Linked DNA regions of Homo sapiens: region 1 is linked to region 2. Evidence: chromatin loops called from intact Hi-C (ENCODE). Cell type or tissue: Caco-2. All regions are shown on one strand. Each heading gives the region's core, and the rest is flanking DNA. Links, peaks and the distances in the headings are about the cores only.

What was found. A loop is a pair of places that touch in the nucleus more often than their neighbours do. Peaks named below come from ENCODE experiments on the same cell type or tissue, not always from the same donor. Only the 100,000 strongest peaks of a DNase experiment are listed, where the experiment ranks them.
Region 1: it touches region 2 in a loop (3-fold over the local background); 3 of 110 quality-filtered maps call a loop at or near these places.

Annotation. Positions count from the first base shown.
Region 1 is chr1:175,757,140-175,773,553 of GRCh38, reverse strand. No RefSeq gene overlaps it. Among named protein-coding and RNA genes, the nearest start is that of TNR, 22 kb to the right of the region's middle. In Caco-2, for the core only: no CTCF peak of the experiment used is centred there; no DNase peak of the experiment used is centred there.
Region 2 is chr1:176,065,627-176,082,040 of GRCh38, reverse strand. COP1 (COP1 E3 ubiquitin ligase) reads left to right here. Exons shown (of 20, transcript NM_022457.7): 11 at 754-889. Among named protein-coding and RNA genes, the nearest start is that of MIR1843, 110 kb to the right of the region's middle. In Caco-2, for the core only: CTCF peaks have their summits at 8,110 and 8,312 (motif pointing right); a DNase peak (open chromatin) is centred at 8,300.

The DNA of each region.
Region 1 (16,414 bases), core at 4,732-12,731, 310 kb after region 2:
GGGAAGGCTGCCATCAGGGACACGGACTTGTCCCATCCTGTGGCTTCTTCCTTCTCCCTCTCCTTCTGCACTCTACTGCTCACTCCTGGTCTCTGAGGCCTCCAATTCCCCACTTCTGTCTTGCAGAGTAGCCTCCCCTTCCTCAGCAGCCTGGTGTCATTTGATTCTCAGTTTTCAGGACAAAAGGAGAAAGGACTCTTTCTTACTATAAGCAGTTATCAAAATATATTTTCTTTCCTCTCCTCCTCCTCCTCCTCCTCCTCCTCTTCCTCCTTTTCCTGCTCCTCCTCTTCCTCCTCCTCCTCCTCTTCCTCTTCCTCCCCATCTTCCTCCTCCTCCTCTTCCTCCTCCTGCTCCTCCTCCTTCTCCTTCTTCTTTTGTTTCTTCTTCTTCTTCTTCTTCTTCTTCTTCTTCTTCTTCTTCTTCTTCTTCTTCTTCTTCTTCTTCTCCTTCTCCTTCTCCTTCTCCTCCTCCTCCTCCTTCTCCTTCTCCTTCTCCCTCCTCCTCCTCCTCCTCTTCTTCTTATTCTTCTTCTTCAAGACAGGGTCTCATTTTGTCTCCAAGGCCGAAGTGCAATGGTGGTGCTGCTATTATGGCTCACTGCAGACTCGACCTCCCAGGCTCAGAAAATCCTCTCACCTCATCCTCCTGAGTAAGTAGGTGGGACTGCAGGCATGTGCCACCATGCCCAGTTAATGTTTTGTATTTTTTGTAGAGATGGGGTTTCACCATGTTGCTGTGGCTGGTCTCAAGCTCTTGGGCTCAAGTGATCTGACAATCTCAGGCTCCCTAAGTGCTGGGATTACAGGTGTAAGCTACTGTGCCTGGCCTCAAAGTATAGTTTCAACAGATTGCTCTCTTCTGAAGAGAAATCTGGCTCCCAGCTATCATAGTAATATAAACCTCACCACTTTGCTATCTCATAGTTGGATGAACTTGAGATCTCATAGTTGAATGAACTTGAGGGGTCATCCTCTTTTCACAAACAAGGAAACTAACACTCAGTTAAGTGAAATAAGAGGTCACCAGTTAAGTGAAATAAAAGGTCACCAGGCTGTGAGGTGTAGTGGAAAAATAACAAGTGTAGGGGTTAGGCAGAATTAGTTTGAATCCCAACTCTGCAACTTCCTAGTTGCCTGACATCAGGTAAATTATTTAATGTTTCTGAGCCTCAGTTTTCTCCTCAGTAATCTCTAAATAGCCTATAATTGGGAAGAATAACTAAGCTAATACATGGGATAATGTCTAGTACAGTGCCTGGCATAGAAAAGGCACTTAGTCCAAGGTGTATGTGGCTCAGGATCACAAACTCGTAGTGGCAGGTTATGTAGTCTGATGGCCTGATCACTGTGTCAGTCAGACTTAAGCAGGGAAACAGAAGCAATAGGAGATATGCATGAAGCACTTTACTGCAAGTAGCTGGCTTATGTAATTGTGGGGACTGGCTAGCTTGTCTGAAATCTGTAAGGCAGATGATCAGGAAGGGAAGGCTGGAACTCTTTGATATGTGTAGGAGCTGCTGTCCACAAGTAGGATTTATTCTTTTTCAGGAAGCCCCACCTCTGCTCTGGAGGGCTTCCAACCGATTCAAGCCCACCCAGATTATCTAGGATAATCTCCCTCACTTAAAGTGAACTAATTATGGATTTCAATCTACAATGTACCTTCACAGCCACACTTAGATTAGTGTTTCATTAAATAATGTAGCTATAGGCAAGCCAAGCTGACACACAAAAATGACCATCATACCCACCACACTGTGCACTCTCTGAAGGAAAAGACTGTGGTTTCACCTCTGCATCACAGCGTTTGGTATCAGGCTGCTACAAGGGCAAGTAGTCAGTCACTATTTATTAAATGAATGTTCATCAATAGAGGTCAGATTCTAGAGGCCCTTGCAGGTCCTTCTAAGTAGGTTGAGTTTTAAAGGCAACAGGAACTCACTGCTGGATCTTGAGCATGGGAGTGGAAAGGATGCAGTTGCTGTTTTCTCTGTTGAAGTCCCATGCCAGCAGACAGCTTCTGTCAGAGAAAGGGAGGTATGAAGTCTGGTCCCCACACCCCTGTGGGTGGATTGCTCTTGCTTAGGGAGGCATTTCTCTTGCATTCTCTCTAAAGGGTAGAGACACCCTGGGGAATGTGTTCCAGACAGGCTGCTAATTTTAGTTCTCTGCCTTTTTACAAAGGCAAAACCAAACCACGATATTTTACACTAAAGATACGTCCAAGCTCTTGAGGAGAGTGAGCCCCCAATGTGGTTGAGGCAGAGAGGACCCTCTCAAACGTGACCCTGAGGGCTCCTTTCTTGTGGCTATTGCTCTGGAGCAGGGGAAGTGATTGGATCATTTGCACTGGTGGCCAGATCGTGACATGGACAAAGCAGCCAGTGAGCTCATAGAGCAGAAGCAAGAGCAGAGGCCAACCGACTGGAGTCCCTGCCATCGAGTATTCTCCCCCAGTGAAATCAGCCATGCTACAAGCAGGTGCAAAACAAGGGCTTTTCACATCTTGATCAGAAAACAAAGTCAAGATATCTCATTTGTGTCTTTAAATTCAACCTCTTCCCACCCCACCCCTTTACGTGCAGGCTCCACAGCCTCAGAGCCTCAGTAAAAATCCCCACTAGAAAATCCCTGGCCACATTGGAGACCCAGGGGTGCTACTGGGAAAACTGAGCCCTGCATGTGCTTGGTGATCTTTCAGACACAGCAAGCTCACCTGACCAAGGGAAGAGCCAGATCAAAGGGCTAATAGTTGTTTCAAATATAGATAAATGGATTTACTTCTTCTCTCAATGTTCTGGTGAATGAACAATCTCATATCTCCTCCTCCCAGCAAAAGATGTTACTTTTACCCTCAGAAAGACTTATTTCTTTTAATCACATCATTATTAATAATTCTTCATAAGATTTTTGTTTCCATTGCTTCAGGAATTCCTTGAGGATGTTTGAAGTCTCCCTTTTGGGCCTAAAGACCTATAGGACGGAGCCTCACACATAGCACATGATCATACAGAACCCTGGGACTGGAGCCCCAGGAGGGCTCAGTTCATGCTGTGGTCCTGGGCTGCCCTACGCTAAGGGAGTTCAGTTCCAAAGAGTTCCACCAAGACTTACTAAACCCCTCTCAGGCCATACCCTGTGTATCAAAGATGAGTTGAATGTGGCTCACTTCCCTCAAAGAACACTGCCACATCAGGAGACAGATCCAGACAGTGAGGACGTGGATGACCTGGGCAATGGTGAAGGTGTGTCCAGGTGCCAAGTGAACCTGAAGGGGAGGCATCAAACCCACTGTGGCCAGGATGGGCTTTCTAGAGGTAGAAACACATGCACTGAGTCTTGAAGGATAAGTAAGAGTTTCCAGGTAAAGAAGAGGATGAAGCAAGGTAGGAGAGAAGGGCTTCAAAGCAGAGGGAATAGGATATGCAAAGCCACAGAGCTGAAAACAGCATGGAATAGGGCAGGAGACTAGACTGGTGTTGCTGGGAGGCAAAAGTGTAGGACCCCATGGCAAACAACTTAGTCATGATCTGGGGAGGAGAGTGGTGTGGTCAGGCTTGGTTTCACAGCTGCCTCTATCTCCCATGTGGAGGACAGCTTAGAAGGAAGCAAGATGAGAGGCAGTTAGGAGACTCACTTTGCTGTCTAAGTGAAAGAGGAATTCCCTCAACCTAGGAGAGGGGAGGACAGATTAAAGAAATATTCGAGGCTAGGAGTGGCAGCTCACACCTGTAATCTCAGCACTTTAGAAGGCCGAGGCAGGAGGATGGCTTGAGCTCAGGAGTTTGTGAACGGCCTGGGCAATATAGTGAGACCACATCTCTACTAAACTTTTTTTTTTATTTTTAATTAGCCAGATGTGGTGTCATGTGCTCATAATCCCAGCTACTCAGGAGGCTGAGGTGGAAGGATCACTTGAGTTTGGCAGATCAAGGCTACAGTAAGCTATAATTGTACCACTGTACTCCACTTGGGCGATAGAGTGAGATCCTGTCTAAAAAAAAGAAAGAAAGAGAGAGAGAAAGAGAAGAGAAGAGAAAAGAAAAGAAAGAAAGAAAGAAAGAAAGAAAGAAAGAAAGAAAGAAAGAAAGAAAGAATGAATTGAGAGAAATCATCAGGCCTTTGAGATTTAGATATCATTTCTTCAAACCATTTGAAACAGCATACCTGATGTTGTGGAATTCCTCCTGCAATCTAAATTAAATCCCTTTTGCTGTGGTGTAAACACACTCATCTTGTATAGCTTCTTCCATTTGGGTGCTGCCTCTTCACAGTTTCAGGAAAGTCTAGAGTTAAGGCACTCAGATACCACCTCAGTCTGGATCTGTTGGATCTGACACTTGTCTGATTCACTGTGACTCAAATAAAACGTGCTGAGTGTGGCTGGTGTGGGAAAACTAGCTTAGGGCCTTGGAAAACCTGGGACTCCCCTCCAGGTCTCTTTCCCCATGTTTGCTTTCTCACCTTTTACCATCTCAGATGAGCAGATCCACAGCTCCCACAGAGTTGGGATGGAACAATATTCAGTCAGACGATTAACAGTCCTAAATTGGGGTGTAGAAGCCCCGGCTAGCATATGTCTGCTGAAGTCCCCACACATGATGCAGGCCAAACCCCTACCCTTGGTGGGCATCTGTTTGCTCATCTGTCAGTGGAACTAATAATATTCTCGCTGCGTGATTCCTACCAGAATCTGCGGGATCCGAGAATGTGCCTGGGGAAGGTTCTGTGCCTGAGTACAGTGAGTCACGTGGTACGGGCTTCTGGGGCAATGAGAAAGGTTTGACTACATCTAGTCCCATCCCCTGCAGATGCCCTCCCTGCTCCTCTCAGGCTTGGGAGGCTCTGGAGCTGGAAGTGAAGGTGTACAAGTAAAGTGCCTGGATCCTCCTAGATGCCCCCTTATCTCCAGACGAGGGAAAGTATGAGGAATCTGCTTTTACTTCTCTGCCCATTCCCAGCCCTGAGAATTAAGCCGCAGCATTCTAAGCTCATCTTTCCTCCATCGCAAGGAGCCCCTGCAGGGTGCCTTACCCTCACACTCAAGAAAAGGTGCAGGGCTGCTGGTCCTACCCTGTGTTAATTGAAGCCCTAGGCAAGAAACTGCTCATCTTCCCCAGGAGGCAAACAATGGGATATAAAGATAAAGCTTCATGAGGGAGCTGGGCTCTAAGCAGGCAGCCCTGAGGTACTTAGAGTAGCTCCTCACAGCAAAAACACTAAGAAAATGGGGCTTCTGAGACTTTTCTGAGAAACCTAAAGCTCCTTTTAAATAGCAAGGAGACATTCTGACAGAGGGGAGGGCACTTCTCAGATGCTATGCCTCCTTTGAGGCACACTGCTGCAGCACTCACCTGCCCTCTGTACCGGAGGTTGCAGACCCTGTTTATGGGGAGCCTCCCATTGGTTTCTAAGCCCCGATCCTTGGCTTTCTTCTACTCACCTGGAGATGAAGAAGGAATAGTTTCAACGGGAACAAGGAATGTTGAAGAAGCATCATTGGGTACAATTTCCTTACTCTAGAGGAGCAATAACAGTAGATTTAGACTTTTCACTGTGTTTTTCTTTTCGTTTTTGAGACAAGGTCTCACTCTGTTGCCCAGGCTGGAGTTCAGTAGCACAATTATAGCTCATTGCATCTTTGACCTCTTGCACTCAAGTGATTCTCCCACCTCAGCCCCCTCAGTAGCTGGGACCACAGGTGTGCACCACCAATCACAGCTAATTTTTAATTTTTTCGTAGAGACAGGGCCTCACTATATTTCCCAGGCTGGTCTCAGACTCCTTGGCTCTAAGTGATCCTCACATTCAGCCTCTCAGAGTGCTGGGATTATAGGCGTGAGCCACTGCACCTGGCTAGGCTTTTCATTGTGCTTTCACACCCCCTTGATCCTCAGGGAGCCCCCGGTGGGTGAAGCAGATATGATGGGTCTATCCCATTTTAAAGATGAAGAAACTGAGTCAGAAAATGGCAAACTTGGTGGAAAGAGATTAGAAATGAAGATCAGGAGACATGGGTTCCAGTCACTAATGTGGCTAAAATGCCTAGTATCGCATCCCTCATCTGTGAAATAAGCAACCAGCTGGATGACATCTGTGGTTTTCTTCTTTTTTTTTCTTTGAAATGGAGTCTCACTCTGTCCCCCAGGCAGTGGCATGATCATGGATCCCTGCAACCTCCACCTCCCGATTCAAGCAATTCTCCTACCTCAGCCTCCAGAGTAGCTGGTACCACAGGTGTGCGCCACCATGCCCAACTAATTTTTGTATTTTTAGTAGAGATGGGGTTTCGCCATGTTACCCAGGCTGGTCTTGAACTACTGGGCTCAAGCAATCCACCTGCTTTGGCTTCCCAAAGTGCTGGGATTATAGGTGTAAGCCACGTGCCCAGGCAAGATCAGTGGTTTTCAAATTGGCATTCCTGGAACTCTCAGTGCCTGTGAGCCCATCAAGAGGGTGGAGTGAGAGCTCTAGAATTTCTATTCCTACTTCAAAGAGAGCACTCTACTTTTATCTGTTATGTATTGGGATTCCACATGGAATTTCATTTGAAAGCAGGGTTTCTCACTTTTAAAAGTTTGAAAACTTCTGGACTAAATAGTATCTAGGTATTAGTCCATTCTCACACTGCTATATAGAACTATCTGAAACTGGGTAGTTTACGAAGAAAAGAGGTTTAATTGACATGGCTTGGGAGGCCTCAGGAAACTTACAATCATGGCAGAAGGTGAAGAGGAAACAAGCACCTTCTTCATGTGGTGGCAGGAGAGAGAGAGAAGGGGCAAGTGTCACACACTTTGAAACCATCAGATCTCATGAGAGCTCACACACTATCAGAAGAACAGCAAGGGAGAATCCACCCCCATTACTCAATCACCTCCCACCAGGCCCCTCCTCCAATTCGACATGAGATTTGGGTGGGGACACAAATCCAAACCATATCATTCTGTGATAGCTTCCACTTTACCTTCTGTGACGCTCTTGCTTCAGATTTCCTCAGCCAGAAGGGCAGCTTCACCTCTCTAGGGAAGAGCGATCTGCCTCAGACCCGTTGCCTTCACTTTGATCTAAGTATACACTTCAGAGATGGAGTGTGGACTGGAATTTCTTCATTTTGGCATCTCTAGTGCCTATCACACGCTAGGCAGTTAACACGGGCAGACAGCTCCATTCCAAGTAGAAAGACTCTTAGAAGGCCTTGCTCTCCAAAACATTCCCTTGACTTGAACACTGCAGCCCATCAACCCCAGGTCTCTGGAGAGGAGAGGACAGTGGAGTAGCCTGTGGAGACTGAGGGGAGGAGTGCCACTGGGATGCTGCCTTTAAATGCTAAGATTAACAAGTTCACACTAAATTGCTTCCAGCCACTGGGTAGGCTGCCAATTGTGACAGTCTTCTGTAAGCAAAGGGAGGTGGAAATAGGGGAGTGGGTGACTGCAGTGGGTAGTCAAGATATTTGTTCCACCCATCACTTACTAGGTTTGAAGTCTTTAAATTTTTGCCACTTACTTTCCTCTCATTTGAAAATAAAGGGATTATAATAAAGGTGAGATCTTCTGAATTTCTTCAGTCATCGGTGGCAACAGGTGGTGCGAGTATTATGTGATTTCCAAGGGATAGCTCTTTCTGCCCGGCACAGTCATTCTCAGACTTTCTTTCTACTGCGAAACAAGGTGGTGATATTTAGATGCTAAAAGTAAACACATGGCACCATGGCAAGAAGGATAAGTGGAGTGGGTGTGGAAAACAGAAGTAAAGGCACAAACCTGGGCTCTGCTTATGCACTGGACATCTCAGTGTTCACTAGAGGTCACCACCATCACCACTACCACCACCATCATCACTACCACTACCACCACCACCATCATCACTACTAACACTACTATCGCCATCACTACCACATCACCACCATCACCACCATCATTTTCACCATCACCACCATCACCAGCACCACCGCCATGATCACCATCACCACCACCATGACCATCACCACCACTACTGCCATCACCAATATCACCATCACCACCACTACTGCCATCACCACCATCACCATCACCACCACCATCAACATCATCACCATTGCCACCACCACCATCATCACCATCACCACCACCATCACCATCACTATCACCACCACCATTGTGTAATCAGAATGACCTCCAAGCACTCTGTCTTTTGTTGCATCTTTTGTGCCTTTGTTTCAAGATTCAATATCCTGATAGAAAATAAGTGATTGGCTGAGCTTAAGTCACATATTTGGTCCTGGGCTGTGCATGTTGTAGAGGAAGTTGCTGGATCCCTTGGCTTCCATAGTGGGAGGTGGCCAGTGAGAGGGAGAACTAAAAATCATCCTTCTGTCAATTCCACAAAATAAGGAAAAGATTAAGTACACATAAGTAATTTGGGACAGGTAGCAGAAACTACCAGTTAATTAACAAAGCTCCTTCTTCTTCTTCCTAGGCACAGAACTAGACTGTATGTCCCAGCCTCCCTTGTATTTGGGTGTGGACATGTGACTGAGTTCTAACCAATGAATATGAGTGGAAGTGAAGCCATATCCCATGCGTCACTCCCATGCAAATTCCCAGGTATGCTCTTCCATGCTCCTTTCCCCTCTGGCCGGCTGCAATGCAGATGATTACCCAATATCTTCTTGAGAGCCACATGTTGAAGGTGCTTCTCTGCAAGATAGAGGAGCTTAGATCTCTGAATTACATCCTGGAGGAGATGCAATTCAGCCTGTCTGGTCTGTTAGGTGAAAAAAAGAAACATGCTTATTATATTAATAATTTTGAGGTTTACCTGTTACTAGCTAGCATTACTTTAAATGAATATAAGAAGAGGGATGAAAGCTGGACAGTAAAACAATTTACACATCTACACCTCCCAGAGAGGCAAGGTTGAATAGGGAGATTGGAATCAGATTGTAGAGGGCCCTGAATGCCTAGATATCCAACAATAAGCACAAAAAGTTGGAGCTTTCCTTTTTGGTCATCATAACACCAAGGAGCAGATCAACAGTACTTTCTGGATTTAATGTGGCTTGGACAACTATATTAACCCCCTAAGAGTCACTTTCTCAGGCAACAAGCATATAGGCAATGCCCCCATTTGGCTTAGTGACTAGGGGATGACCTAGTAAGGGTGAAAAGGGGGCTCTTGGCCAGGGTTATCAAATTGGCAAATTGAGTGCCAGTTTCTCAATGTCCTCCTGGGCCTGAGTATCCCTATTGCTTCTTGTCCTTGGTTCATCAAAGTACACATTGTTTCCCTTTCTCTCTTTCAGTTCCAGAAAGACCACTGGACTAGGAGTCAAGGAAACTAGGTTCAAGTCCCTGTCTTTCCATAGGTGGTTGTATGGCTTTAGCAAATTATGTCACTTCTCTGGGCTGCAAAATGAAGGTGTTGGACTAATGGAGTTCTCAGTGAATTTTTTTCTTTTCACTATTATTCTGCCAAAATGGGTTTCTAAATATGATGCAGATCTCTTGGCACGAGGGAGGTAAATAAACACCCTGGCTCTGTGCAATACCTCCTTGGATGTGTTGACTTTGTGCTTCCCCATAATTCAATTCACCTAACCTGCCAATTGGCAGCATTGCTGAGCTCCCCCGGTGTGAGGCACTGCGAGTAGTGAAGAGGGGAAGGCAGCTCTGTCTTAGGAGAGCTTGAATTGGACGTGGAGTCCCTTGACTTCTTATTGTCACTTAGTGAGTTAGGGAATAGGCTGGTATTTATGAGTATGCCAATTAGTTTGGAGGGGAATATCAATGCAAATAAATTCCACATAGACAATGAAACCAAGCCTCTGGGCCCTTTCAATTGTGCAGGTGGCTGGGTTTTCACTGGCTGAGTTTTTTTGTGCTCTGAGAATCTCTTTAATTTCAACTGAGCCTGTGCTTTTATGAAAGGGTGTGGCTAGACTCACAAGGGAGTGCTGAGAGGCCTCAACTGCCAATGTGGGATGGGAGTGGGAGCTGAGGAGGCACCTGAGAGTTCTCCCTGTAAGTGACATCCACCTTCCAAGGCTGTCTGCCCTGGCATGGAGAAGGGTGCTACTTCCCCTCACCAGGGGCTCTCCTAGCCTCAGAGGAAGGGAAACGGTCCTGGGAGGCCTAGCTGGGGGCTGTCCCAGCTTGGAACAAATAAAATGCTGTTCTCTCAAGAGTCTGTTTCCTCTGTGTCAGGTTAGCCGCAGTATGTTTTTTGGTGGCATCTTCGCTCACTGTTATCTCAGTTGTTTGCTCCTCAGGCACCCTGGAGGTGTCTCTTCTGGCTGCTTTGACCATCTTCATGTTTCTCTGCCACAAGAGACTGCTCCAGGATCAAGGGCCCTGTGTGAGGAGTGAGGAAATCTTGGCCAGGCAGGAAGCAGTTCCAAGTCTCTGCTTTAAAACAGCAGAAGCGTCACCAGCATTGGGGGCGTGTGTGGAGTTGAGGGGCAGGGACAGGGAAGTAGAGGTTGGGAAGCATATGGGTGTCCTGGGCTGCCGTGACAAGGGTAGCTTAAAATGATGGAAATTTGTCATCTCACTTTTATGATGACCAGAGGTCCAAAATCAAGGTGTTGACAGGGCCACGCTCCCTCTGAAGGCACTGGAGGAAGGGCTCCCTTGCCTCTGCCTGGCTCCTGGTAATTACCAGCAATCTTTGGTGTTCCTTGGCTTGCAGCTTTATCACTCCAGGCTCTCCCTCCGTCATCACATGGCACTCTGCCTGTGTGTCTCTGTGTCCAAATTTCCCTTTTCTTATAAGGTCACTAGTCATTGGATCAGGAACCACTCTCATCTAGAATGACCTCCTCTTAGCTTGATTATATCGGGGGTAGGACTTGTCTTTCTAGGGGACATGATTCAACCCACAACAGGAAGGTACCTACTTAAGTAGGGTTCTCACCAGTTAAAACCTTCAAATGAGGTGAAACCCGACTCTCCAATCTGTTTACTTCACGTCGGCATTAACAGCATCCAATTTCCTGGGGCCAACTCTCCATAGCCCATTCCCCAAGGAGTTGTTCAGAATGAATCAAGAACAGGAAAAGCTACTTCCCAGTTGTTGTTGTTGTTGTTTTCATTGAAGCAAACTCTTATAAGTAAAAGTGGAAAGGTAGGATGAATAGGTGGAGCACAGAGAATTTTTAGCGCTGTGAAACTATTCTGTATGATTCTGTAATGGTAGATGCATGTCATTGCACACTTGCCCAAACCAATAGAATGTGCAACACCAGGAGGGACCCCTAATGTCAACTATGGACCCTGGGTGATGGTGATGAGTCAAGGTAGGTTCATCAGCTGGAACAAATGCACCACTCTGGTGATGTATATTGATAGCAGGGAAAGCTGCGCATGTGTGGGGAGAGGAGGTATATGGGAAATCTCTGTACCTGTGCTCAATTTTGCTATGATCCTAGCACTGATCTGAAACATAAAGTCTATTAAAACACACAAACAACTGAAAGGTGAATGCTGGGCCCTTCTGTGTGTCCATTTTTAAATTATTCTTTCTGGTGTTCCATGGATCACTGTTGGTCATTAAATGCCCTCAAGAAGAAAGCACTTCTTGAAGACAGGAGGCCATGTCTTACACATTCTGCATCTCTTAGGCACAGAACTTAGCACTGGGTGGACACAGAGTGAGATCTCCCTTTTTGTTAAAAGACATATTTATTTCAAAGTCTTTCCATTCCTATCACTGTTGTGCACGTGACTTCATTCTCTCCATTAAGTGCCTCTTCTGAGTATAGAAGCAGGACCTGAGAGTCCTCCAGCCAGCTCCCATGGCCTTCCTGTGCATTGATCCCTGAGTCAAGTGGGGCTGTGGGGAGGGATGGTTGAGTCTGACCCATTGTTAAGATTATGATGCACCCTTAGAGCTCTTCACAGCTCTATAGAGACCTTCAGTCATGTTGTGGTTTGTCCCTCAAAGCAGGAGGCATCAGCCCCAGAGAGCTCCAGTCAAGGACAGCCCAAGCCTAAGGGCCTGCTGTGGCCTTGAACACTTTGATATCATAAGAGGAGGTGGCGGGGGGTACTGGTAGGATACTGGAGCTTCTTTATTTCTTTAAAAAAGTGAATATATAGAGCTTGATAAAATGGATTGCACTCAGCCTTGGGTATGGTTGTGGCAAAGCCAGCAGGCTGCCTGCATTGCAGTTTTCACTTTGTCCCACACAATTTGGGCTATTTCTGATTGTATCAAGGCCCTGGCCTTTGCTCTTAATCAATTTCCCAAAGCGAGGACGATGACTACGGGAAACACATTCAGAGTTCTTAGAAAGGCCAAATGGGAAAAAGAAAATGGAGCCGCAGAGATTCTCTGTTGCCCAAAGCTTGATCCTTGTTAGAGCTGCTGGCTAACCTTGTCCTGCTTGCTCTTGGGCCCTGCCACTAGGCTTAGCTTTTTTACCTAGAATACATGTTAGGCAAAAATTAAGCTTTGATGTGTTAGATTTCCAGCTTTGGTTTTATCGGGGTCTGCTGCAGGATTCAGGCTTGCTGGGAAGTCCCACAAAGAGGTCTGCAGGGCCTGAGATCCGGGTCAGGACTAAATCTGACTGGAGGAAGGATGCAGCAGCTGTGCTTGGGTCAAGGACAGTGGGCCATCGCAGCATGGAGGGGCGACCAGAGACTAGTGTGGTCTTCTGCTCAGGATGCCTTCATCCCCATGGTCCTGTGCTGGGCCTTAGGGTGAGGGGGCTGCCAGACAGGCATTATAGATACCTGAAGCAGTATTTCTATGTTCTCCAAGAAGCATGGAGAGCCCAGCATGGTAGTAGCCTCAGGGCTGGGGCAGCTGCTTTGGCAGCAGCTTTGCTAACAGGAGTTGCAGGCTTGGGGCAGTGGTGCTGGCTTCCACAGAAAGCTGGTGACATTGGTAGTGGTGGTGGCCTTGGTGCTTGGTGGGAGTCAGTGATGCTGCAGAGGTGTGAGCCGGGCGTTAGTGGCAACACTGTTACTTTTCGGGTACTAACAGTGACAGGAGCATCATTGCGGGGGGCGCCTGAGGGACACCAGCAGTCATGTGGTAACAGAAGGGTCTTCAGTGGAGGTGACACTTTTATAATTTCAAACAACATAGAGAGGGAGCTGGACAGATGTCCTTACTGAGAGGACAAAGAGAGGTGGAACCTTTGAAAAGTTAGTAACATGCTAGAAGAAGAGCTATCGACATGGCTGGCCTCATCAGTACTTCGGGGGAATCATTTTCTCTCCTTTCCCAGCCCTGGCCTTTCTCTTAACAAATTCCCTTCTTTTTACTTTCCAAGGCCAAAGGAGTGTTGGCATGATTTGTTCCCCACAACTCAATTTAGGTTCATTCCATTCAATTTTACAAATATTTATTGAGTGCAGCAGCTTGCACCTGGAATATAGAGAATACACATGAGAGCCAGGCACCGTTCTGTTCCCTAGAGGTTTATGATTTTCTGGGGATGGAGGTGGAATAAGACCAGTGCAAATGGGACACACACACACACACACACACACACACACACACCCCTTCTAAGGGTCATTACCCTCTAAATTATATGGGGGAGGAGAAGGAGTACATGAGGCAGTTGCTATTGCTCTTCACAGCATCTCCCAAGCTGGTTTAAATAGAACCCCTCTCTCCCGCCACAGTGGAGAGGGGTGGGAGGCAGGCTACACTTCCTCTGTGGTTCTGTCTCTTTCTCTTCACAGTACAACTCTAGGCTGTGTGAGGTTTACCAAAAGGCTAGGGTAATCGGTGATGAGATGGATTGAATTGTGTCCCCTCAAAGACATGTTTATTACCTGTGACTGTCACCTTTTTTGGAAATAAAATCTTTAGAGATGTAGTCAAGTCAAGATGAGGTCACACTGGATTAGGTTTGGGCCCTAATCCAGTGAAAAATGTCCTTATGAGGAAGGGAAATTTGGACACAGATAGACATGGGGGAAAGAGAGGCAATGGAGCAGTAGAGGCAGGGACTGAGGTGCTGCAGCCGCAAGCCAGGAAATGCCAAGGATTGGCAGCAACTAGGGGCTGGGAGAGGTGAGTGAGCATCCCCTCCACAGGTTGCAGAGGAAGCACCGCCCTGCTGACAACTTGAGTTTGGACCTCCAGCCTTCGCAACTATGAGACAATACATTTCTGTCATTTTAAGCCACCCGGTTTGTGGTACTTTGCTGCCACAGCCCTAGAAAAGAAGCACAGATGGAGTTATCTCATAGAATGGAAAACGTAGCGCTGCAGCTCGGTGCCATTTTTCACCTAGCTGATGGAAGAAAATTACCCAAGGAGCTTAATCCTTCATCAGGATCCCCTCTTGGTACATCTCAGCCCCCACTCTCCTTGTTCTCAGGGCTATGTCTTTGTGAATGTCCCTCCTTGTTTATTATTCTTTTGGTGGCTTTGCACATCCAAATGTAGCTCACAGGGATCCATCTTTCCCTGAGATTTGTTACCTGCCCCCAGCAGTTCATTACCTTAAGCTTGATTTATTCCCTATACATAGAGTGAAGCCCTGGGTGGGAGCCTTCAGTAAGACAGTCACAGGACCCTGCTTCTCCAGATTGGTTCAGGGATGGTGATGAACATGTGCACGCCACATGTGACACCTTTGGGACAGGCCCACCAGTGTCTACTGTAGACCACTTCATATTCCCTGTTGCCCGTGGGTTACATGCACAGATGCACAACGCACACACAAATACACACACACACACACACACACACACTCAGTAACACTGAGAGGCCCTATGCTCTCTCAGCTCAGCATCACAAACTCTTGGCTTGGGATTCTGACAGAATTACATATGCAGTGTTATCTCCTCACTTGTCTGAAGCTCTGAGCTTCTTACTCTGTGAGATATTCTATAAAACAAAAAAACAGTTACTGACAAATTTGGAATGTGAGCTCTTCAGAGTCGAAGGAAGAACCTGCATCTGGGCACAGTGGCTCACACCTGTAATCCCAGCATTTTGGGAGGCCGAGGTGGGCGGATCACGAGGTCTAGAGATAGAGACCATCCTGGCCAACATGGTGAAACCCCGTCTCTACTAAAAATACAAAAATTAGCCAGGCATGGTGATGAGCATCTGTAGACCTAGCTACTCGGGAGGCTGAGGCAGGAGAATCACTTGAACCCAGGAGGCGGAAGTTGCAGTGAGCTGAGATTGTGCCACTGTACTCCAGCCTGGGCAACAAGAGTGAGACTCCATCAGAAAAAAAAAAAAAAAAAAAAAAAGGAAATAAAGAAAGAACCTGTCATGGTTTTAGTAGATATTCAGGTTGCATATTTCTTCCATTCTGCAGACATATGAACTGAGCAGATGCCTGGGGTTGAGCATGATTGAGAAGTGAATGATCCTATTATTGGACTTAGTGACCTGGAAATAGATAGAAATGAAAATAATTTTTTTTCAATTTTTAAAGCTATAATTTTGATTTCTAGCCTCTCCTTAGGGATGGCACCACACTCTTGACACCGATCACAGGATACATGTCCCTCCAGTATGCCTTTCCTGAAAAAGCTCTTCCCTGTGGTGACAGAATCCCAGACCTGGAGAAGCAGAACATGGAGCCCGCTGTCCCTGAGGCTAGCACCCTCTGATCATGCTGTGCTGAGGAAGCAAACGCCGATCCCACCCCCATCCTGCAGCTCGGCTCTACTCAAATATCTCATTTTCTCTCCTGGGCATTCTTGCAAATCCTCTGTTTATCCTGCTTTTTCTCTCTCCCACCTGTTGACTGGCATGTTCTTTCCACCCTGGATTTTTCACTCCACCACCCACCCGTTCCTTGCCTGTACTTACTATCTACTCAGTTGCCCTTGATACCAGATAATTTGGTTTTTGATTGTGGGGCATTATATGGATTTAAAGATTTCAGTTTATTGCTTTCTAGATTCGAGTCAAACTCTCTTAATATCACTGTTGTTTAAGCGCATCCCCATCTCGCCCATGCTGCAGGAGCCTTGGGCCCTGCCACTTCCTTGCTCGGCCTCTGGAGGCGCTCTTGGAGCGGCCTGCCGCCTCCCCACTCTCAGGACATGCTCGCCCAGGCTGTGCAGCCCAGCAAGTGCTGCCGCCGCACCCAGAGGTTTCCTCTTGCTATTATTAAGCTTAAAATGAGAGATCCTGGGCAACCCAGGAACAAAAAGTTCATGGAACTTCTGGGCTTTAGTTTAGCTCCTTTTTGGAATGAAGAGACAGTGTGTGTGTTTGGTTGGGTGGAAGGCAATGAGGGAAGGAAAGTTCTGCCTACAACTGGTGATTCAAGAGCATTGAGTCTTGGGCAGATTCCACGAGCTGAAATCCCTGAACAAAGTATTGCTATTTGAATATGGTTTTGGTTTGAACTTTGTTTTAACCTCTTGATATTCTTGTCTATGAAATGGGTACCTACGTTAAAAAGGCTGTTACGAAGAATGAATGAGAAGTTACGTATA
Region 2 (16,414 bases), core at 4,845-12,844:
CTATGTTTTAAATTCCACATGATTTATCTTCCAATAGTTTACTGAAGTGGACTTTACCCAAGGTTTTTGTATACTGTACCACTGGATGGAATTATTGTTTTTCATATTTCAGCAAGAGATTTGAATGAATATTTTTTCTTGATGAAGGCACTTTGAGATAAAAAGGAGCAATTTCAAACTTTTTTTGTTTGTTTTTTAGAATTAATAGTTCATAACATTGCAGTTTTCTACTGTCTTCCTGTAATAGGATTTGAAACATTTCAGTATATTATTTGACCAAATATTTCTTCTTATTTATAAACTATTTTATCTAAAATGTTATTATAAACGGGATTTTAAACAAAACATGGGCATAAATATGTGTGCCAGTAAACACGTTCCTTCAAACTAACAAATACTCATCCAGTACTCTTCTTAATATCCTCACATTCTCCATTGATGGATTTTTGTTTTAATGACTCTTAAATAGTAGCTTTATTATTATTATTATTGTTATTATTTTTTTTCCAAGGAATTATTGCCAAAAAAGTGAGAATTCACAGTGGAAAGAGACAGTATCTTTCAAAGAACCAAGACATTTTTTATTAAAACTGAAAAACTGACCAATTAAATTGTGTAAACTAGTCTTTAGTAAAATCTTTAAAAATTGTTTTTTGTATTTAGAATATAAATTTTAATTTGTGGATGTGGCTCTTTGACTTACTTTGCAGTTCAATTCATCTGTTTTGTCTTTTTTTTTTTTTTTTCATATAGATGACAGTCGAACTGCAAGCCAGTTGGATGAATTTCAGGAATGCTTGTCCAAGTTTACTCGATATAATTCAGTACGACCTTTAGCCACATTGTCATATGCTAGTGATCTCTATAATGGTTCCAGTATAGTCTCTAGGTAAGTATTGGTCAAATTACTATTTTCTTTTGTAAGAATGTCTAGAATCTAATTGAATTTGAGAAGCACTTATACCATTATTATTAAAAGCGTGGGTTCTGAAGTAGCCTGCCAATTATTAGTTCTGTGATTTTAGGCAAGTTCCTGAGCTTCTATATGCCAAATTTCTTCGTCTCTAAAGTGGAATAATTGATAGTATCCTTCTCATAAGGTTGTAGCTTGTTTTCTTGTACTATCATTGTCTAGTTTTGATGACAGTATGCTCTTCTCATAAGTGCTTCCACCTCTGCATTTTCTGTAAGTTTGTATAGAATTGGTATTATTTCTTCCTTAAATATTTTGTAGAATTTGCCAGTGAAGCTTCCAGAAAAGAATTTTAACTACCAATTCAATTTGCTTAAGAGATTTAGGGTTAATCAGGTTATCTATTTCTTCTTGATTTAGCATTATAATTAGTTTGTGTCTTTTAAGACATTTGTCCGTCTCATCAGGGCTGTTGAACTTATTGGCGTACAATTATTCATAATATTGCCTTATTATTCTCTTAATATCTTTGGATTGTATGATGATTTTCCCTCTTTCATGCCTGATAGTGGATTTTGTTTCTTCTTACCTTTTTCCTGAAGAGTCTAGCTTAGAAGATTATCAGTTTTATTGATCTTCCCAGAGAGCCAGCTCTTGGTTTTACTGATAGGCTGTATTTTTTTGTTTTCTGTTATCATTAATCTTTGCTCTTAATTATTTTTATTCTTCTACTTTTTGAGGGTTTAATTTGCTCTTATCTGCTAATTTCTTAAGATAAAAATTGAGGTCCTTTAGTTGATACCTTCTTTTCTAATATAGTTATTTTGTGCTACACATTTCCCTCTAAGTACTGTATTAGCCACATCACAAAAAAAACTGATGTGATACTTTTCCATTTTAATATAGTTCAAAGTACTATTTTAGCTTTCTTTTTATTTTTTAGGAAGTTTGTTTTTTTAAAATTGACAGATAAAATTGTGTTTATTGCATACAGCGTGTTTTGAAGTATATATCAAAATACCTTTTAATTTCCATTTTGATTTTTCTCTTCGACCCATGATTACTGAGGCTGTTACTAGTTTCCAGATATTGGGATTTTTCCAGTTATCTTTCTGTTACTGATTTTTTTTTTTTAAGAGACAGGGTCTCATTATGCTGCCTAGGCGATCCTCAGACTCCTAGGCTCATGCAGTCCTCATGCCTCAGCTTCCCGAGTAGCTGGGACTACAACTGCACCCAGCTTGCTTTATATTATTTTTGTCATTATTTGAAATGTTTAATGAAAATTTATACAGGAAAATGGAGAGAATGGACTAATTCCTCACATAACCATCACCCACATTCAGCAGTGGTTAAGATTTTGCTGTACGAGTTTTATGTATCCTCTTCATTTTGATTATTTTTTGCTTAAGTATTTTATTACTTTTTTCCATGTTCCCTGACCACTTTTATTTTTTTATTATTTTTAATACCTTGAACCTTTTTTTTTTAATTATAGATTAAAGGGTACATAAGCAGGTTTGTTACATGGGTATATTGCACGACACTGAGGCTTGGGGTCCTAACATTTCCGTCACCCAGACAGTGAGCATAGGTACACAACAAGTGTTTTATAAGCCCACGACCCCTGCCCTCTCCCACCTCCCCATCTAGTTGTCCCCGGTATGTGTTGTTCCCATGTTTACATTCATGTGTCTTCAGTGTTTAGCTCCCACTTACAAGTGAGAATATACATTATTTGGTTTTCTGTTCTTGCATTAATTCACTTAGGATAATGGCCTCTAGCTTCACTCATGTTGCTGCAGAGGACATGGTTTTATTATTTTTTAAGGCTATGTTGTATTCCATGTGCCACATTTTCTTTATCCAGTCCACCATTGATGGCCACCAAGATTGATTACATGTCTTCGTTACTGTGAATAGCTCTGCAGTGAACATACCAGTGCATGTGTCTTTATGGAAGAACAACTTACTTTCTTTTGTGCGTATACCTACTAATGGGATTGCTGGGTCAAATGGTAGTTTTGTTGTAACTTACATGACAAATCTCCAAACTGCTTTCCATAGTGGTTGATCTAGTTTGCATTCCTAGCAACAGCATGTAAGCATTCCCTTTTCTTCACAGCCTTGCCAGTATCTGTTATTTTTTGACTTTTTAATAATTGCCATTCTGCTATGAGATGGTATCTCATCCTGGTTTTGATTTTTATTTCTCTGATGATTAGTGATGCTGAGTGTTTTTTCATATGCTTGTTGGCGACTTGTATGTCTTCTTTTGAGAAGTGTCTGTGTCTTCTCATTTTTTATTGGATTTTTTTGTTTTTCACAGGTTGATTTTTTTTTAAGTTTCTTGTAGATTTTAGAGATTAGGCCTTTGTCAGATGCATAGTTTGCAAATACTTTCACCCATTCCCTAGGCTGTCTGTTTACTCTGTTGGCAATTTCTTCTGCTATGCAGAAGCTCTTTAATTTAATTAGGTCCCACTTGTCAATTTTTGTTTTTTTTTTTGCAATTGCTTTTGAAGACTTAGCCATAAATTATTTGCCAAAGCCTGTGTCATGAAGGATATTTCCTAGCTTTCCTTCTAGGATTTTTATAGTTTGAGGTCTTAGACTTAAGTTTTGATTGATCTTGAGTTATTGTATATGGTGAAAAGTAGTGGTCCAGTTTTATTCTTCTGCACATGGCTAGCTAGTTATCCAAGCACCATTGATTGAATAGGGAGTCCTTTCCCCATTGCTTGTTTTTGTTGATTTTGTCAAAGATCAGATGGTGTAGGTTTACAGCTTTATGCCTGGGTTCTGTATTCTATTCCATTGGTCTTATGTCTGTTTTTGTACCTACCAGTGCCATACTGTTTTGGTTATTGTAGCCTGATAGTATAAATTGAAGTTGGGTAGTGTGATGCCTCCAGGTATGTTCATTTTGCTTAGGACTGCTTTGGCCATTCAAGCTCTTTTTTTGTTCCATGTGAATTTTAGAATAGTTTTTTTCTAATTCTGTGAAAAATGACGTTGGTATTTTAAGGATAACATTGGATCTGTAAATTGCTTTGAACAATATTGCCATTTTAGCAATATCGATTCTTCCAAATCATGCTTATGGAAGGATTTTCCATTTATTTGTGTCATCTTCGATTTCTTTCAGCAGGGCTTTGTGTTCTCATTGTAGAGATTTTTCACCTCCTTGCTTAGATGAGTTCCTAGTTATTTTCTTTGTGGCTATTGTAAATAAGATTGTGTTTTTTATTTCTTTCTCAGCTAGAATGTTATTAGTATATGGAAATGCTACCAAGTTTTGTACATCGATTTTGTATTCTGAAACTTTGCTGAATTTGTCTATCAGTTCCAGGAGCCTTTTGGCAGAGTCTTTAGGGTTTTCTGTGTATAGAATCATACTGTCAGTGAAGAGAGATAATTTGACTTAATCTTTTCCTATTTGGATGCCATTTATTTCTTACTATTGACAGATTGCTCTGGTTAGGACCTTCAGTATAATGTTGAATAGGAGTGGTGAAAGTGGGCATCCTTGTCTTGTTTTAATTGTCAAAGGGAATGGTTTCAGCTTTTGCCCATTCACTATTAAGTTGGCTGTGGGTTTGTCATAGATGACTCTTACTATTTTGGGTTATGTTCTTTTGATTCCTAGTCTGTTAAGGGTTGTTATCATGACGGGATGTTGGATTTTATCAAAGACTTTTTCTGCATCTGTTGAGATGATCATATGTTTTTTGTTTTTTATTCTATTTATGTGGTAAATCACATTTATTGATTTGCATATTTTGAATCAAGCCTTGCATTGCAGGAATAAAGCATACTTGATTGTGGCAAATTAACTTTTGATGTGCTCCTGGATTCAGCTTACAAGTATTTTGTAAGCTGAACAAATACAGAGTATTTTGTCGAGGATTTTTGTATCTGTGTTTATGAGGGATATTTGCCCAAAGTTTTCTTTTATCATTGTGTCTCTGCCAGATTTTGGTATCAGGATGATGCTGGATTCATAGAATAAATTAGGGAGAAGCCCCTCCTTGATTTTTTGGAAGTTTCAGCAGGATTGGTATCAATTCTTTGTACCTCTATTAGAACTTGTCTGTGAATCATCTGGTCCAGGGCTCTTTTTGGTTGGTAGTTTTTTGTTTTGTTTTGTTTAAATTACTGATTCAATTTCTGAACTTGTTACTGGTCAGTTCAGATTTTCACTTTCTTATTGTTTGAATCTTGGGAGGTTGTGTGTTTCCAAGAATTTATCCATTTCCTCTAGATTTTCTAGTCTGTGCATAGAGATGTTCATAATAATCTCTGAGAATCTTTTGTATTTCTGTGGTATTGGTTGTAACGTCATCTTTGTCATTTCTGATTGCACTTATTTTGATCTTCTCTTTTTTTTTCTTTGTTAATCTTGTTAGTGGTTTATCAGTCTTGCTTATTCTTTTGAAGAACCAACTCTTGGTCTTATTTATCTTTTGTATGGACTTTTGGGTCTCAATTTCATTCAGCTCTTCTCTGATTTTAGTTTTTTCTTCTACTAGCTTTGGGATTAGATTGTTCTTTTTCTTCTAGTTCCTCTACATGTGATGTAAGGTCATTAATTTGAGATCTTCCTAACCTCTTGATGAAGGCATTTTTAGTGCTATAAATTTTCCTCTCTACACTGCTTTAGCTGCATCCAAAGATTTTGGTAAATTGTATCTCTATTTTCATTAATTTCAAAGAATTTTGTTATTCCTGCCTTAATTTCTTTGTTCATCCAAGAGTTATTCAGAAGCAAATTGTTTAATTTTAATGTTTTTGTGTAGTTTTGAGAGATCTTCTTGATATTGATTTCTATGTTTATTCACTGTGGTCCAAGAGTTATGCTTGGTGTGATTATGATTTTTTTTTAATTTATTGAGACTTGCTTTATGGCCAAGCATGTGGTCTATCTTAAAACATGTTCCATGTACAGATGAGGAGTTTGTATATTCTGTGGTTGTTGGGTGTAGTACTCTGTGTCAATGTGTATCCAGTTGGTCAAGTGTAGAGTTTAAGTCCAGAATTTCGTTAGTGTTCTGCCTCCATGATCTGTCTAATGGTGTGAGTGGGGTATTGAAGTCCCCTACTATTTTTTTTTTTTTTTTTTTTGAGATGGAGTTTTGCGCTTGTTACCCAGGCTGGAGTGCAATGGCATGATCTTGGCTCACTGCAACCTCCACCTCCCAGGTTCAAGCGATTTTCCTGCCTCAGCCTCTTCAGTAGCTGGGATTACAGGTGCCCACCACCATGCCTGGCTAATTTTTGTATTTTTAGTAGAGACTAGGTTTCATTATGTTGGCCAGGCTGGTCTCGAACTCCTGACCTCTTGATCCACCTGCCTCGGCCTCCCAAACTACTGGTATTACAGGCATGAGCCACCGCACCCAGCCTGAGGTCCCCCACTATTATTGTGTGGCTAAGTCTTCTTGTAAGCCGAGAATAACTTGTTTTATGAATCTGGGTGCTCCAGTGTTGGGTGTGTATATGCTTAAGTATTTTAAAGCAAATCTCAGAAACTTATCTGCATCTCTTAAAATGGACATTGTTAAACCACAGGGCTGTATCACATCTAAGCAAATTAACAGTAATTCCTTGGTATAATCAAATTGCTACTTTGTGTTCAAATCTCTTAGAACGAATAACCCTAAAAAGATGTTTTTTGAGGCATATCGGGAATTTGGTAAGTTTTAACGTGTCAAATATTGCTAAAACTTAACATGCTTTTCATTTACAGGACTAAGATTTGAATTTATTATGTATATGAAGATCTTAAAATTTAAGCCATTAGCTAAAGAAACTATTGGAGGAGATCTTTTATTGTATTCTGTCAGCTGTTTAACTCAGTAATGAGTAAGACAAAAATCATACATTCCTTTATTTTTCTGTATGTTGGCACTTGACTGAGTAAAATTTGAAAATGCAGCAGATTATGGGGTGCATTTTATTACATAATTTAATTAACAAAAAATCATTGATAACGTAGTGCAGGCTAGGCCAGACTAGGCATATAGTCATGAACAGGCCAGACGTGTTACTTGGATTCAGGAGAGCTCACAATCTTATTTTAGGGCCCTTATAGATAAGAAATAAAAGAATAGTTTATGAAACAGTTTACTTTGGAGCAACATATTAGCATTCTTACTTAAATTCTTAACTATGTTAAGAATGTATACTATGCTTTTAAGGACTTCAGAAATGTAGATTGAATGTGAAATGGCAAAAATAAGTATCAAAGTTTATTTATAATATTGACCTGATATGTATGCACTTACCTGTAGTTATGTGACTATACAAAGAGTAATAATCTTTTTTTTTTTTTTTCATTCCTGAAAGCCATTTTAGCTTGATTTTGGGGAAGAGATGGTTTCATTATTGCTTTTTTAAAGCTTGATTTAATGTAGTGTTGAATTTTTTACAATTGCTAATAAACCCTAATCATACTGACATTTATGTGAAAACATTGTGCATTCTGAGGCAGAAATACATTCTTAGGAAGACCTAAACAAGATCTTAGTTTGGAAATACTTACAAATTGTGGTTAGATTAAAACATTTAGACTAATATAAGAAATTTTTAAGATACCTCTGGTTGGGCCGTCTTGCATGCTACATTCGTTTTTTTTCTATTAATTACACCAAATTAATGTTTTTTAAAGAAAAAATTCCAATTTTAAAGTTTCTTAGGCATGAGAGATGAAGACTAGCAAGAAAGGATGATATGGCCAAAGAAATGAAGGTGTGAAAAACTCTCACAGCTCTGTTGATTTTTTGCTTTTCTTACTTTCTTATATTCAAACACATCATTGATAATAAATTTACTTCAACGCCTTCTAATTCCTCCCAAAAAAGGAAATTTAATTAATTTCTTTCAGAAAGAGGAATAAAGAGGCCAGGTGAGGTGGCTCACACCTGTAATCCCAGCACTTTGCGGGGCCGAGGCAGGCAGATCACTTGAGGCCAGGAGTTCCAGACCAGCCTGGCCAGCATGGTGAATCTCCATCTCTACTAAAAATACAAAAATTAGCCAGGCATGGTGGCGTATGCCTGTAATCCCAGCTACTTGGGATGCTGAGACAGGAGAATAGCTTGAACCTAAGGGGCAGAGGTTGCAGTGAGCTGAGATCACTGCACTGGGCAACAGAATGAGACTCTGTCTCAAACAAAGAGGCCTAAACAAGTATTTGAGAAGGCAGATAATGTTGAATTTGGTGCATTATTTTGTTACTTTGTAGAAGAGATAATTATTCTTACTGTAAAATTGCATGACATAATGTTGGTCACTTACTGCAGTGATAATCTGAGAGAAAAGGCCGAACCAGAAACGTATTTTTCTTCCTTTGCTTATTTGGAGTTAAGACCATACCCTTCAGTCCACAAGGTGGCAGCATTTGTTTACTTTGACAGTATCTCGACTATTAAACAATAGACAAGGTACGGAATTGGTGACATACAGTGAAGTTCACTCTCATAAGTAGAAGATGGTCCTAGGTTAGCAATGGCAAGGAACAGGAAAGAAGACAGTTAATTGCATTCTTTTTACACACAGCAATAATAGCATATTTTGCATTTTTTATTCTATTAGGTGTTCAGTGTCCACCAGAGAGAAATAGTTTGAAACTGTATAGTTTAAACTTAATATACTTAGTAGTGATGGTTGTCTTTTGAATTCCGAGTTTGAATTTTGTACAACTAGATTGTTATGGTAAAAATTGTTAAACATTCTACCTCTAGAGAGTTTTTCAATATTTTTACTTATGTTTGTTCAAACTGTTGGAATGGAGTTGTATCAAGCATTAGTAAATTCCTAAGAAGAAAATAGTTATCTATGGTGGCATTCATTGATGCTAGAATAGTCTCTGTACTGGTAATGTGGAGTGTGTTACCTACTCATTTTTAGACAACATCATAAATATTTTACATCAATTCCCTAATTCATTTAATCCTTGTATCAACCCTGGGTAGCAAGATATTGCTATTAACCTCATTTTACAGATGAAAAAAACTGAGATAGAAATTTTGTAACTTGTCCAAGATAAACCTAATGCCAATAATAGACAGAACTGAGATTTGGATACAGGCGTACCTGAATTCTAGTGCTCTTCTATTCACTTAAGGATTTATTGAAACTTTGTAAAGTTTCAGAAAACACTTTTCCTTTGAGACACCCAGAAGAAAAAGAGGAATTAATTCTTTTGAGGTTCTGACACTGTGTATCCCTATTCCTATAAGGAGGTCAAAATAATGAATATTTTTTATACTAATTTTTGACGTATAATTCTGCACCTTAGATGTCACTTTACCATAGTTTGAAACTATTCAAATTAAACTTTATGTTTCTATGATAGTTACAAGGATCATTTTTGCTAAGTTTCAATTTATAATTGCAGCAAATGTGGATCCAGATTGAGGGTAACTTTTAATATGTTCCTTATTGTAGAGTGCTTGTGAGCTTTAAATTTATACTTAAAAAGACATCTCTAGATAATTATTGACTTGTTTTCTAAGGAATGGATATGATTTTTAAGACTGCCAATGTACTTTCCCTTTTTGTCAGAAGGTATTTCCATTATTGTCTTAAGCGTTATTGACCATCTGGGGTTGGTTGAGAAATGAGATGAATGGGAGTGCAGAGGGAGGGATTTCCTTCCCAAATTTTGCCTGGGATCAGTCTTTTAAAGCAGTTATTTTTAAAGCTGTGTTTTAGGCTGAGAGATTCATCTAGGCAGGGGCCTTACCTGTCTTATTTCTTGCATATTCCTATGTCTGTAAATATTTGTTAAATGAATGCATGAATGAATGAAAATTTGTTTTACCTGCTGGGAGAGGATCCAGAGTAAGTAGGACTCTAGCATTTGTCCATATATGTCCACATATTTGCTTGTTGAAAAATATTCCTTTGAAGAAATAATCCTTAGGCTATAAAAGAAGTTTGTGAATTACCAATGACATGTGACAGAAATATAAATTCATGTTAACAACTTAAAAAGGAATGCAAGATTGTCAGCAAGTGTTGGTGAGTTTTCTACTTCTATGGTAATTCAAAACATACATGATTCAAAATAAAGGTTAAAAAGGAAACACAAACAATCTAAGCTTAAACTTTGAAAGTCACTACATGTATTCCCACCCTCATAACTTCTACCCTAAAATTTTCTTCTTCTAATCTCGACTTGGTTTTCCTGTTTATTTTCCCTTGCCTTTATTAGAGGCTTGTCAGTAGTACAGAGTGAAGCCATAAGCTGAAATAATTTTACACATATCCACAAAACAAGCATTAATTAGGTTAGCATTTAAAATTTTAGTAGACTTGTGAAGGTTTGTCACAAACCAGTGTTTGGTATCCAAGAAATAAAAGTAGAACTTACGTCTAGAAGCCACATTTTAAGGTTAATATAAGGAAGATCTTTGTAGTCAGCAGTGTGCTGAGGTAGAATAACCTTCCTCAGGAGGCAGTTGCCATACATTCTTAAGACTTTTTAAAACCAAATTCTAGCCATTTTATTTAGAAAATCTTTCTGTGATCCTAAGATCAGTTATATATTCACGTATATTTGTCTAGAATATTTTTATGCTTAATTTTTTTCAAAATCATACCTATTCATGTCAAACAGTTTAAGTGCTGAGAGTGTAAGAGTGATGTACATGGTAGTGAGGACACAGACGGTTAAGCGAGTATACTAGGCTGTTCTCGCCTTGCTATAAAGAAATACCCGAGACTGGGTAATTTATAAAGAGAAGAGGTTTAATTGGTTTACGGTTCTGCAGGCTTTGCAGGAAACATGGTGCTGGCATCTGCTCAGTTTCTAGGGAGGCCTCATCATCATGGTGGAAGGTGAAGTGGGAGCAGGCAAGTCACATAGCTAAAGGAGGGGCAAGTGAGAGAGAGTGAGGGGGGAGGTACCACACATTTTTAAAATGACCAGATCTTGCGAGAATTCACTATCATGAAGATAGCACCAAGCCATGAGGGATTCATCTCCATGATTCAGTCACCTCCCATCAGGCCCTACCTCCAGCATTATGGATTACAAGTTCAATATGAGATTTGGGCAGGTACAAATATCCAAACTCTGTCAGTCAATATCTAGAATAAAGTGTTTTAAGTGCTTTGAAAGTATTTACAGTGTACAGTATGGAGAAGAATTGGACAGAAGCAGGAGTGGTTGCACATGGGAGCTCATGCCCATAATACCATTGCTTTGAGAGGCAGAGACAGGAGGATTGCTTGAGGCCAAGAGTTCAAAACCAGCCTGGGAAGCATAGCAAGACCTCATTTCTACAAAAATAAAAAAATCAAAAATTAGCCAGGCCTGTGGTGTGCACCTGTAGTCCTAATGAGGAGGGTGAGGTGGAAGGATCTCTTGAGCCCAGGAGCTCAAGGTTACAGTGAGCTATGATGGCACTACTACACTCCAGTCTGGATGACAGAGGTTTTTTTGTTTTATTTTTTTTGAAATGGAGTCTTGCTCTGTTGCTCAGGCTGGAGTGCAGTGGTGCGGTCTTGGCTCACTGCAACCTCTGCCTTCTGAGTTCAAGTGATTCTCCTGCCTCAGCCTCCCGAGTGGCTGGGATTACAGGCAAGTGCCACCACAGCCAGCTGATTTTTGTATTTTTAGTAGAGACGGGGTTTCGCCATGTTGGCCAGGCTGGTCTCGAACTCCTGACCTCAGGGATCCACCCACCTCGGCCTCCCAAAGTGCTGGGATTACAGGTGTTAGCCACCGTGCCTGGCTGGCAGAGTTTTTAATTTAAAAAAAAAAGTTAAAAAAAAAAAAAAAAGGCAGCACAAGTGGCAATAGGGAGATACAGTATGTAGGTTCTGGGAGGTCTGTGGGGCAAGGCAGAAGAAGTATTTAAGAATGTATAAGAACTAGGGTAGCCAGAACTTCGTGATTGATTTGATGTTGACCTTGAAGCAGAGGGAAATAACTTCTAAGGTTTTGGTTGGAGCAGCTGGGCAGGGAAAATATGGGTATCATTTACAGAGATGGGGATACTGGAGGAGGAGCTTGTTCAAGTAGCAACAGGGTTCGTGGGGGATATCTAACATTTGACATAAATTTTCTGGTTATACAGAGATGAGGTGAGGGCTGTGAATTTGGAAACTTTTGCAGCTAGTAATTGACACCATAGTTGTAGATATATAGAACACTGACTAACATTTGAAGACTTGGTAGCTACAGAGGAACTAGTAAAGCACACTGAGAAAATTGGAAAGGAGGATGAGAGAGTGTATTGCCATGCAATCCAAAGGGGAAAGGAGATAATCTGTTGGATTAGATCATGAGATCTTACAGATGGGATTGGATCTGAAGCAAAGTAAGACTTTTTGCCTTAATTAGAAGGGAGGCTGCTGCCTTCTGGGTAATATAAGGAAACAAGAAGAGAGTGGATGCAGAGGCAGGTACTTTTTTAGATTTGCTGGCAAGGTGTCAAAGGGTCCTTAAAGAGCTTATGCAGTAAGTAAGTGAGGGAGAACCCTCTGGGGATGGTGGTCAGGGAGAAGTGTTCACATCTTTGGCAAGAATACTTCTTCATCTTTGTACTTCTAGCACTGGATAGTTTACTTGATACCTAGTGGGTATTCCTGTTTACCTGATATACCTGAGGAATACTCGATTGGAGGATAAATAACTTAAATTCAAGGTAGAAAATAAATAGTAAATGCTTGTGGCAAGTCAATAAAATACTGTGGGAGTAGACTAAAGAGAGAGTTCTCTTGAGGTGATGGCTTCTAGTTTCCTGGACACATTTGAAATGCTGCTTTAAAGTTTTCTTTAATGAATTCCTAAGATTATTCTTTCTGTGCTTGATTTTAAAGATAGGATGCTGCACTAACATATTTACTTTTATTGCTTCATTATGTCCAAAACCACGTATTACTGTATTACATATAATTTCTTTTCTTCTTTTCTTTTTTTTTTCTCTTGAGATGAGGTCTCACCCTGTTGCTCAGGCTGGAGTGCAGTCGTGCAATCCTGATTTACTACAGCCTTGACCTCCTAGGCTCAAGTGATCCTCCCACCTCAGCCCCTGTGGCTAGGACTACAAGCACGTGCCACCACGCCTGGCTAATTTTTGTATTTTTTTGTGGAGACAGGATCTCACCATGTTGCCGAGGCCAGTCTCAAACTTCCAGCCCCCATTGATCCACCTGCCTTGGCCTCCCAAAGTATGGGGATTACAGTTTTGTAATTCCTTGCAGAAGTTTGTGGTGGAGGTAGTACTTGTTAAAGGCTGGGCTGTTGTTGTACTTAGCAAGTTTAAAGGGAAGGCATTTTGCATTTCCTCTGGATAAAACGTGGAAGAAAAATAAGAGAATGTAATTATTCACATATATTCAATTATATAGACTACTTCTAGAGAAGTCCTTTGTAAATCTTTAGAGTGCAACTAGTAATTTAAAACAGGAGTTAGAAGGATTGGTTTGAATGAATAAAGTTCATTCATTCAAGGTTTCATGTGGTTTGGAAAAAAATGTGCTTTTATCTCTTAGTTATCTAGCTTAACTGGAAATAGGCTCAATTAATCATATTTAAATAAGATGAAATGAGACCTTTGAAATTTTTCTGTGTTTTATATGGCATGTTGTAAATACTACGTAAATGTTAGTCGTTCTTACCCTTTCAGACTTACTAACCTGTTTTTAGGACAGTGCCTCATAATCATCTGGAGATCTTGTTGAAACACAGATTGATGGGCTCCACTCTCAGAGTTTCTAATCCTGTAGTCTGTGCTATGTGTAAGAATTTGCATTTCTAGCAATTTCCAGGTTTATAGTGATGCTGCTGGTCTGCAACCACACTTTGAGAACCATTGTCTTAGGTTAAGAGCTTTAAAAAGAAAGGAGGGAGGGAAGAAAGGAAGAAAGCAGGCAGGGAGAGAAGGAAGAAGGAAGGGGAAGGAAGGAAGACATTTCTAATAAGAAATATTTATATTTTTAATTCTTTAGGGAAAGATCATAATTACTTTTTGATAGACTTTATTTTATGGAGCAGTTTTAGGTTCACAGTACAGAGATTTCCCATATACCTCCTGTACCCGCACATGCATAGCATCACCCATTACCAACATTCCCCACCAGAGTGGTACATTTTGAAATGGGAAAAGTTCCCTTGTCCCCCTTGCAGGGTGTGCGATGGGGGTGTGGCTTGTTTCTTTGGTGCCCTGCTGCTCAGAGGAGTTGTGACCCTATGGGGAGGGGACAGACAGGCAGATCGTGGGAGCGTGGGCTCTGACCCCACAGCAGTGTCTGGGGGTAAACGTTTACAGCTCCTGAAGCCCCAGTGGGCATGTGTTATAGAATGCTGTTTTGGTTTTGCCATCTGTAGGTGGCTTGTGTTAGTCAACTCAGACCCTCTGCCTTATCACAAGGTCAGAGAGCTTTCTGTATCCTGGGGTTCTTGTCTTGGTGTACCAGAAAAATTGGATCTCACATGGGCTTGGAGAATGAGTGCAAGCTTTTGTATTGAGTGGTGGTAGCTGTTAGGGAGGTTGATGGAGAGGCCAGAAGGAGGATAGAGTGGGAAAGTGGGTTTCCCCTGGAGTCGGGCCGCTCAGTGGCCAGGCTCTCTTCCAACCGTCCCAGCCAAATTCTGCATCCTCCTGCTGGTTGATGGCCTGCCGGTGTCTGCTGGTGCCTGTCAGTGTGCTCTTGTACCGATGTGTTCCTCTGCACATCCAGTTGCTGTGTCTCTGCCCACTAGGGTGTCGGAGTTTTTATAGGTGCAGGATGGGGGCGCGGTGGGCCAGAGTGGTCTTGGAAAATGCAACATTTGAGCACAAAAACAGAAATGCTTGTCCTCACCTTAGTCCGTGGGCACAGGCCTGGGGTTGGAGTCCTCACCAGGGACCCAGACCTTCTCCTCCCAGCACTTCACTGCCCCTCTCCCATATCAGTTTGTTACAATTTGTACCTACATTGACACATTATTATCACCCAAAGTCTACATGAGGGGGTCACTCTTAGTATTGTATATTCTATGGGTTTGGACTAATATATGGCATATATCTACCATTATAATATCATACTTTTTATAATTTCTTATATTTATACTTTGTGAATCAATGAAAATAGAGTTAAAAACCATTTAGTTTCTAGAGCTTCTTGCCCAATAAGTTGTCATATGAGTGGGTTGCATGTGTACCAGGATACTTATTCCATCTGTCCCTGGGAAAGTTGGATAGGGGCTAGGTCTGGAAAACAGCTGGTAACCAACTGTTCCAAGGGCGGAGGGGATCAATCACATGTAACTTACTTGTCTTAGTGCTGAACATTAATAGAGAAACTCTAGTTTAGAGACCAGAACAAAGGAAATATCTTTGTTTTTCTCAAAAAAAGCTGTTCTAGTTATCATTTTTTGGTGAAGGAATTTCATAGTGAAATTTGAGATTGAATTCATTAATGTTTAAAATAACTGATATTTCATCTTGGTGATTGACCTGCAGAGCTGGTCTTTAAAAGGAAACATACTCTTACTCTGCTGGAGAACCATCTCACCTTGACGTAAAAGTCAGCAGCCACTGGGCTGCCAGTAAATAACACAAACATTTTGTAGGATTGAGAGGGAAGTTTTGGACTTTAAAAAATTTGATCTCCTCATTTATTCTTTTTTACGCTTTTTACAATTAGGATAAAATGGGCAAAGTCTTTGCCCATTTTATCACTGGAAGGAGTTTAGTAGGAGTTCACTTTACTATTTAGGAGAGGAAAAGCTTTTCTGTACCCTCTCAGGTTCAGTGGCTGGGCCTGTGGAATAAGTTGACAACAAATTGACAGGAGAAAAGGCACAAACACTTATTTGATGTTGAAAGTTTTACATGACATGGGGCATGGGGGCTGAAGAGGTGAGGGAGGTTCATAAAAGAAGGGAGAACCCCAAAGAAATGGCTAGGCTTAGAGGCTTTTATATCATTTGAACAAAGGGCAATAAAGAGAAGTAACAAGAGAAAGGAAAGGGACTTTGAGCTTCTAGGGTCAACACATATATGGGGAAACTGATGGTAGATATGGGCTTCTTAGTCTTGAAAGACTTATGTAGATTCTTTTTTGGTGCCATCTCATCTTGTGATAAAATCATTATCCCCCGGCCAGGTGCGGTGGCTCATGCCTGTAATCCCAGAACTTTGGGAGGCCGAGGCAGGTGTTTGAGGTCAGGAGTTTGAGGTCACCAGGTCAGGAGTTTTGAGATCGGCCTGGCCAGCATGATGAAACCTCATCTCTACTAAAAATACAAAAATTAGCCAAGCATGGTGGTGCGCACCTGTAATCCCAGCTACTCAGGAGGCTCAGGCAGGAGAATTGCTTGAACCCAGGGGGTGGAGGTTGCAGTGAGCCAAGATTGCGCCACTGCACTCCAACCTAGGCAACGGAGCAAGACTCCGTCTGAAAAAAAAAAAAAAAAAAAAATCATTATCCCCTTCCTGGTACAGGAAGTGGAGTGGGGGAAACACTTTCCCAAAAGGAGTTTATGTTCTGCTTTCAGGC